Regions from separate parts of the Homo sapiens genome. Here region 2 is linked to region 1. A link is an interaction called in ENCODE POLR2A ChIA-PET data of the cell type or tissue named here. Cell type or tissue: OCI-LY7. All regions are shown on one strand. Links, peaks and the distances in the headings refer to the core of each region. The heading gives the core; the rest is flanking DNA. Region 1 overlaps HOMER1 (homer scaffold protein 1). Region 2 overlaps LOC101929201 (a long non-coding RNA gene).

The links. Peaks named below come from ENCODE experiments on the same cell type or tissue, not always from the same donor. Only the 100,000 strongest peaks of a DNase experiment are listed, where the experiment ranks them.
Region 2: POLR2A ChIA-PET joins it to region 1 with 5 read pairs; 3 of 35 experiments call an interaction of 5 or more read pairs at or near these places.

The regions. Positions count from the first base shown.
Region 1 is chr5:79,455,399-79,459,797 of GRCh38, forward strand. HOMER1 (homer scaffold protein 1) reads right to left here. Exons shown (of 9, transcript NM_004272.5): 2 at 1,464-1,620. Among named protein-coding and RNA genes, the nearest start is that of HOMER1, 57 kb to the right of the region's middle. In OCI-LY7, for the core only: no CTCF peak of the experiment used is centred there; a DNase peak (open chromatin) is centred at 1,973.
Region 2 is chr5:79,360,596-79,364,994 of GRCh38, forward strand. LOC101929201 (a long non-coding RNA gene) reads right to left here. Exons shown (of 5, transcript XR_007058838.1): 2 at 2,932-3,006; 3 at 1,356-1,708. Among named protein-coding and RNA genes, the nearest start is that of JMY, 130 kb to the left of the region's middle. In OCI-LY7, for the core only: no CTCF peak of the experiment used is centred there; no DNase peak of the experiment used is centred there.

The DNA.
Region 1 (4,399 bases), core at 116-4,115:
TGTGATAGTGACTCTCACGAGATCTGATGGTTTTATACGCATCTGGCATTTCCCCTGCTTGCTCTCACTCTCTCTCCTGCCGCCCTGTGAAGACGTACCTTCTGCCACGATTGTAAGTTTCCTGAGGCTTCCCCAGCCATGTGGAACTGTGAGTCAAGTAAACCTCTTTCCTTTATAAATTACCCAGTCTCAGGTATTTCTTCATAGAAGTATGAGAATGGACTAATATAGATGGCAAGCAGGTAGTAGAAACAAAAATTCAAACCAGTCAGTCTGGCTCTACAGTGTGTGCACTTAACCCCTTCTTCATTTAATTGCTAAAATTCCTGAAAGTGGAAAGGCTTCATGGCTTTAAGAAACTGAAGACCTCATCTTTCTACACACTTCAAACCTAGAATCTTAGAGTCTGATTTTTCTTTGGAATTTCTTTCTCTAAGTGAGTTCCATGAAGTTCATTGATGATTAAAGGATCCCCCGTCCCAGCGCGGTAGCTCATGCCTGTAATCCCAGCACTTTGGGAGGCTGAGGCAGACAGATCGAGAGGTCAGGAGTTCAAGACCAGCCTGGCCAACATGGTGAAACCCTGTCTCTACTAAAAATACAAAAATTATCCAGGCATGGAGGCGCACGCCTGTAATACCAGCTACTGGGGAGGCTGAGGCAAGAAAATCACTTGAACCCAGGAGGCAGAGGTTGCAGTGAGCTGAGCTGTACTCCAGGCTGGGTGACAGAGCAAGACTCCGTCTCAAAAAAAAAAAAAAAAAAGGGATCCCCAACCAACTCTTCTGAAGGGCACACTGTCCTCTAAGCACTGATTTCAGTGCTTTGCAGATATTAACTCATTTAATCCTTACAACCACCAGTACTGAGTTGAGAACAATGAGGCTCAGAGAAGTAATCTGCCCAAAGAGAAAACACTCAGTAGATGGTGGAGTTGAGATCTGAACCCAGGCAGTCCTTGCTCCTGTTACACTAATTGCCTCTCCTAAAAATAAAATAGGTTTTGTCCTTATACTTCTCTTGAGAGAAGAAATGTCAGCTTTAGTATTGACACTGACAAACTTCATAGGATATAGGGACTTTAAACTGCTACTAGTCTGTAGCAGTATATTTGAAAAGAATTAGAGCTCCTAGAATTCTAGACCATATCTATTCTGTCCACCACTATATTCCTAGTACCTGGCATAATGCCTGACACATAACAGATATGCAATGAACATTAAATAAATGGAATGACCTCAAATTTGTAGAATATTTTGGCATGTAACAATGTAATAAAGTGGTTAGTCATTTAGTGGACAAAACATGTTGCTACCTTAATAATCCATTTTGTTTCTTAAAAGTTTTAAGAACTCAAAAGGAAACATTTTATATTAATGAAGATAAAATGTTCTGAATAGAACTAAAATGTCATACTGAAAAAAGCAAAACCAGCCAAATCATTCAAAGTAAACGTAGCTTACCTTTGAGCCATCTAAACTGATTATCCTATACACATTTCTTGTGCTGTCATAGAAATAAGACACAGTAACTGCATGCTTGCTGGTGGGTACCCAGTTCTTCTTTGTGTTTGGGTCAATTTGGAAGACATGAGCTCGAGTGCTGAAGATAGGTTGTTCCCTGCAGGGCAGAAAAGAAAATGATGGACTGAAAGCAGCCAGTTTTATTTCACTAGACAAGAGAACATGAAAACTGCAAGGATGATTCTGCTTAATCAACAATTTCCACATACCTGAAAGTAAGAGAAACTTTCAAATTTGCATATTCTAAGTATTCAGTCATAAGGTTTCTAAAAACAATTATAGTCAATCCTCATTATTTGAAGAGTCTGTACATGTGAATTCACCTACTCACTAAAATTTATCTGTAACCGCCAAATCAATAGTGTGGCACATTCTTAGTCTTTCACAGACACACACAGGGCAGTGCAAAACCATGCATCACCTGACATGGCACATTTCCATCTGAAACTGAACAAAGTGACAATGCCTTCTTGTTTCAGTTCTCATACTACATTTACAAGTGTCCTTTTTATGGTCTATTTAGCACCATGTTTTACACATTTCACACTTTGTTGGTGCTTTTACTGTGTAAAATGGCCCATAAGCATCATGCTGAAGTGTTCCCAGATGCTAGCTGTTCCTAGGTGCAAGAAGGCTGTGATGTGGAGAAAATATGTGTTAGATAAGTTTCACTGAGGCATGAGTTACAGTGCTGTTGGCCATCAGTTCAATGTTAATGCATTAACAATATATATTAAGCAAGGTGTCTTTAAGTAGAAACACACATAAAACATAGTTATGTATTGATTAGTTGATGAAAATGTCGTGAGCAGAGGATGGTAGGAACATGACACAGTATTTTTCCCTAAGAGCAATGGTTCAGTACAGTATTTGCTAACTTAGTGTTGCTGGCACCTTCATGGAAGATGTGAATAATGAGAATAAACTATGCTCTGCTAAAATACAAGTATCTTATATTTGACTCTTACAAAGTTAATATTTTTACCCACTTAAAACCACATTTAAAACCCATTTAAACACATTTTACCCATTTAAAACCCAGAATAATCTGGGAATAGGTAAAGAACTTACTGGGAAAACATACATTCACTATAATCGCTACTATACTTAAAAGTCTATGGAAAACAAAGTTGCTGAAACCACAAATATCTCTTACTTAGATCAAGCAGGGCCTTAAAGATATAGATTTTTAAAATTACAAAGAACCAAAACTAATAAAAAATACTTGTTTAAAATATCATTACAGAATTCTTTACAGTATGAACAACAGGCATAAGATGATCTATATATAATAGAAGCATCGTAATTCAAAAATTTCCAAGTTCTGAGTAAAAATTATCTTGGAAGCAGCATTTATCAAGCTTGTTTTTTTAAGAGCCCAAATAAAACTCATTTATTTCATTTCACTGCACATCTTTCTTTTCTAAAGCAGTTCAATGTCATAAAGAAAATTTTAATTGGTAATATTTAATATTAAGTAAATTAATTTTAAAATTATGAAGAATTTTAAAATTTCTAAAATTTTAAATTTGAAGAAAGGAAGAGTAAATATGGAGAGGAGAAAAATTAGAAAAACGGCAAGGCAAATCTGAGTCCACGGCAAAATGGCTCTTAAGGTTAATAAAAGGTTGGGTGACTCCTATATCCATTTCAACCCTTAGAGAGTTGGTGTGAAAGTGAGGTACCTTCCCTGTAGGTAACCTGGCACTTTCCTAGTTTTATTTCTGGAAACCTCCTATACAACTTTTCTTATTAAAGAATCTCTCTTAAAAGAAAGTGATATATTTTGTGCCACTCCCTAAAAAATGAAGTGGAGCCATTACTTCTTGTTTAACTGCCACTATATATGGATTCATTTAATAATTATTAACAATCTGGCAAAACACTGTACCAGGATGATGAACTCTGAATTGGGAATACGTCTTATTCATTCCCTCTTTCCCCATCCTCAACCATTGACTTTCAGTGAGGCTGGTGCTATAAGCTTGGGTTATCTTCCAAAACCCCTGCAACCCCTATTTTTCTTTTTTCACCTTCTAATTAAAGTCTGAGGTAAAAGTATTGTTGGTCAGGCTGGGAGTGGCTAGTTACAAGTCACAGGGACATCTAATCATACACAACTCTATTAAGGCACATAAGGAAGGGAGGTAAGACACTATTCTTTACTAACTCGATTACTTGATTTTTTTGTTGTTTTCATTTGGTAGGGGTTAAGTTTCCTAAATTCACCTAAATAACACAAGTTGGTGATTATAAGAATGTGTTCTAATAAACATCTTTTCTAAAATAGTAAATTAGTTATTAAGATAATAACGTTGCTTTTGCAAGCTTTCTACAACCAATCAACAAATCCTTACTCAATGGAAATGCAATGTTTTCAGTACGGTAAAGACTTTCTACATCATATTGAGTCATACATTTAATTAATCCACACAATTTAATTCCTTTCAGAATAAAAATCTTTAAGCTAGCTATTGTATAAGCAAATGCCATTTGAATATCAACTAAATACATAGCTTTCTTTAATTCTCTTCTGAACAGCTGGTTTTTTTAAAGAAAATTATAGTTTAAGATTTCTGTGGTCAAAAGCCTGTACTTCAAAGTCTATATGATAAAGACTAGGGAAATAATTTTCACTACAGATCCAGGGAACAGAATTCCTAGAAGTAATGAGGATGTTACTGCATCTGACAGGGCATACTAATAAATGATTCAAACTTTTATTGAATATCTATTATATGCCAAGATGTAGGATCCAGATGGTCCCTGCCCTTGAAAAATTCAATTTGGTGACAAAAGATGGATATGTTAAAAACAAAATGCTCTTCACTACGATAGATTCTCTAAAAATAAGTAACTGACAGCTATGATAGAAA
Region 2 (4,399 bases), core at 335-4,334, 95 kb before region 1:
ATACAGTTTTTTAAAAAACTGTAAAATTATGATATTTTTCTTTTTCTGAGACAGGGTCTTGCTCTGTCGCCCAGGCTGGAGTGTAGTTGTGCATTACAGCTCACTGCAGCCTTGACCTCCCAGGTTCAAGTGATCCTCTGGCCTCGGCCACTTGAGTAGCTGGGATCACAGGTGCATGCCTGGCTAATTTTTAGGTTTCTTTTTTGTAGAAATAAGGTTTCACTATGTTGCCCAGGTTTGTCTTGAACTCCTGGCCTCAAGTGATCCTCCTGCCTTGGCCTCCCAAAATGCTGGGATTACAGGTGTGAGTCACCACAGCCAGCTGACTTAGACTTTTTTTTCAATTAGCTATTCTGTATCTTTCCAAATGCACCAAAGATTTGAAGTAACTTTTGATGAAAACACAGGTACCATCACACCAGTATAACAGGACCAAATGACTGATCAAGAAATAGGAGCAGGAACAAATAAATAAGGGCTAAGAGGAAGAAAAAACTAGAATTGTAGAAACTATCTGAGGAACATTATAGCAATTAAGCCCAAAATCTTGTCTTGAGCTTCCTAGCAGCCAGAGTGAAGAGGGAATCATGGACTTACGTAGTCCTCTTTGCCTAGAAGACACATAGGCCAAAGAGGACACACTTATCTAGTTCTAATCTCTGACAATAATTTGAGACAGAGATCTTTTCTTAAAAGGGGAATTGGGTAATACAGTGAAAAAATCCTAATAGCATGTTGACAAAGCATGCAGAAGTGTTCTCTGTGTATGTGAACTATAATTTACCTTGCAGTAACATTATGACAAGTAAGGCTGCACTGCATTAGCACAAATTAATCCCTGTAGTCAGACTCCTGGCATCCCTGGGCAATGAGAACATTCTCTTAAGTTCTAATGTGAGGCCAATAATTTCCTGATCAATTAGAAAAGCCTAAGGCCAGGCATGGTGGCTCACACCTGTAATCCCAGCACTTTGGGAGGCTGAGGCTGGCAGATCACCTGAAGTCAGGAGTTCAAGACCAGCCTGGCCAACATGGTGAAAACCTGTCTCTACTAAAAAATACAAAAATTAGCCGGGTGTGGTGGTGGGTGCCTGTAATCCCAGCTACTTGGGAGGCTGAGGCAGGGAGAATTGCTTGAATCCTAAGGCAGAGGTTGCAGTGAGGCGAGATTGTGCCACTGTACTCCAGCCTGGGAGACAGCGAGACTCTGTCTCCAAAAAAAAAAAAAAAAAAAAAAAAAAAAGAAAGAAAAGAAAAGAAAAAGAAAAAAGAGCCATGATAAAGAGCTTGTGTGCAACCCTGAACTATCCTTGGGCTGGATGCTATTGATTGTTTGATTATATGGCATCACTTACCAGTTCTTCAGGTCATCTTGGATCTTTCTTTACAGGGTCCTTTCTAAGTCCTTTTCCCTGCATACTCTTTAACTGTCAAGGTTTGCTAGGGCTCCTGTTCTCTTCATCCTCTATTTGATTTCATTTGCTCATGGCCTTACCCACTGCTAGTTTTCTGGTAACCCCCAAACTTATTTCCCCAGCTTATACTCCTCTCCCATGCTTCAGATCCATAAGACTTCTGGAGAAGCATCTCAAATTCAAAATGTCCAAAGCATCTTTCTTCAACCAAATCCAGAAACTTCAAAGTCCTCCAGAGTGGTATCACATCCTGCAATGTCTATTGATGGCGGGGACATCTTCTCAGGTCATAACTAGGGAATGCAAAGAATGTAATTTTGTTTTCTCAATTTTGTTCCAAAATTCATTTTTCTGCCTGGCGGTAGAAACATTTTTTGTCAAGTCAATATAAACTCAGCGAATTTAAGGTTTCTCCTCTGCCACCTGCTCCCTCGGGTTACATCTAAGTGATGACAGTGTTCAAGCACTTCAGGGCTGCGGTGTGGCAGGTTCTGTTTCTTTTTTTTCTTTTTGAGACAGAGTTTCACTCGTCACCCAGGCTGGAGTGCAATGGCGCCATCTCGGCTCACTGCAACCTCCCCCTCCCAGGTTCAAGCGATTCTCCTGCCTCAGCCTCCCAAGTACCTGGGACTACAGGTGCCTGCCACCATGCCCAGCTAATTTTTGTACTTTTAGTAGAGACGGGGTTTCACCATGTTGGCCAGGCTGGTCTCAAACTCCTGACCTCAGGCGATCCACCTGCCTCGGCCTCCCAAAGTGCTGGGATTACAGGCATGAGCCACCGTGCCCGGCCAGGGTTTCTGTTTCTTGATCCACCTGATTTATGCTGGCATTTGCTTAGACAGTGGGCTCCCTCTGGCCCCTTTCTCTGCCAGCATCCACTGAGATGTCCATCTTGTCTTTGGTCCCATATCCACCCAGGTGAACGTGTGTCCTCATATCTAACACAGTAGCTCTTTTGTCATACCTGCTGGAGCAGTGGGACACGGAAACATTTCAGATGCTTTCCGATGCCACACTGGGGCTCCAAGAAATGTGTTGGGCCCCTCTTAGCTTAAAAACACCATGTTGTCATTTCTACTCAGTGGCTGCTGCATCACCCTGGCCCAAGGGAACTCTTCTGTAGGTCACACCTGGAACTTGAGGCATGGGCGTCCTCTGCTCTTCAATCTCCTATCCTGTCTGAAGGTTCACTTTTTTACCCTCCCTGCTCCCATCTAAGGCTGATGTACTAGACAACCGGAGAAAGGAGGTTGTGCTCAGGGCTCTTCCATAGTGATATTTGCCACCCTCTCATTTCCTTCCACTCTCCTTCCTTGCTACGTGGGGGGTGTCATTAAAAAAAAAAAGTCTCATTTGAGGTGGGAAATTCAAAAGTAGAGAACTGACCCTTTCATTACTACAGTAATAACCCAAAACTGAGGGCCAAGTGCATAGAATACATTTGTTGAAAGGAAGAATAAATGCCAGGAAAGCAGCAGAAATCCAAATTTCAAAATATCATCCCATCACGTACCTCTTGAACATCTCTCATATTCAGTTCAGCTGTTTTTGCATCATTTACAGTTTTCTGTGTCTCTTACCTGGATTGCTACAATTAAAAAAAAAAGATCTTCCTGAATATGGTTTTCTATAAGCTTTCTTGTTTTAAGAAACTATTATTAATTTTTATAAAGATGAGGTCTCACAATGTTGCCCAGGGTGGTCTTGAACTCCTGGGTTCAAGCAATCTTCCTACCTCGGCCTCCCAAAGTGCTGGGATTATAGGCATGAGCCATTGCACCTGGCCTCCCATAAGCTTTTTTTTTTTTTTTTGGACAGAGTCTCACTCTGTCACCCAGGCTAGAGAGCAGTGGTGTGATTTCAGCTCATTGCAATCTCTGCCTCCTGGGTTAAAGTGATTCTCATGTCTCAGCCTCCCGAGTAGCTGGAATTACAGGCAAGTGCCACCATGCCTGGCAAATTTTTGTACTTTTAGTAGACAGGGTTTCATCATGTTGGCCAGGCTGGTCTCAAACTCCTGACCTCAAGTGATTCGTCCACCTCGGCCTCCCAAAGTGCCAGGATTATATGCGTGAGCCACCACGCCTGGCCCCATAAGCTTTCTTTAGGCCATTCTTGATACTGTAGCCAGAATGTTTTACTGTCTCTAAAATGTGCATCCAGTCATGCTATGTCTCCTCCTCAAAGGTTTCAGTGGCTTTCCACTGCCTTTGGGAAAAGTCAGAACTGCTGAGGACATGAAACAAAGTCCGTAGTCTGGACTCTATGACTTGCTCTGATTCCCCAAGCTCAGCCAGAGTGTATGTCAGGACTGTGAATTCAAATGTGTGGCTTGCTTTCCTCCATCACTCCAATCTTCAAAGTGAACATCTATTCGTCTTTTACACTTAGTTCCAATGTTACCTTCTCAGTGATATTGGCTAATTCTCTCCTGTGTATATACCTTTCATAACAGCATTGATGTATGATTGCTTCTTGGTTAATATGCATGCTTCCCTCATTAGATTATAAGCTTCTGGAGGATAGGGCTGTGTCTTCCCATCTTTGCATTCCAGTGCCTGGCAGAGTGCCTAGTGACATTGTAGGTATTCACAAGATGTTTGACTGAACAGCAAACTGGCAGAGGATGCTGTCAGAAGAAAAGCCACCAATCAGGAGACAAAAGGCTCTTGACATAAGAGAGAGAAATGTCTGGATATACTGGGGTTCAAACATTTCCCTATTCCTTCTTTCCTTTTTAATCCTACCTTTTTCTTTCCCACTTTGAAGGCTACAAAGCACAGCACTTTGGGTTTTAAACTTGGTGATCACCAAGCATCTCCAGATGGTGACACTGTACAATAGCTGAAAGACCAAGTCACCGAGCAAACGTTAAAATTTACATGTGGTGGCCAGGCGTGCTGGCTCACACCTATAATCCCAGCACTTTGGGAGGCCAAGGCAGGTGGATCACTTGAGGTCAGGAATTCAAGATTAGCCTG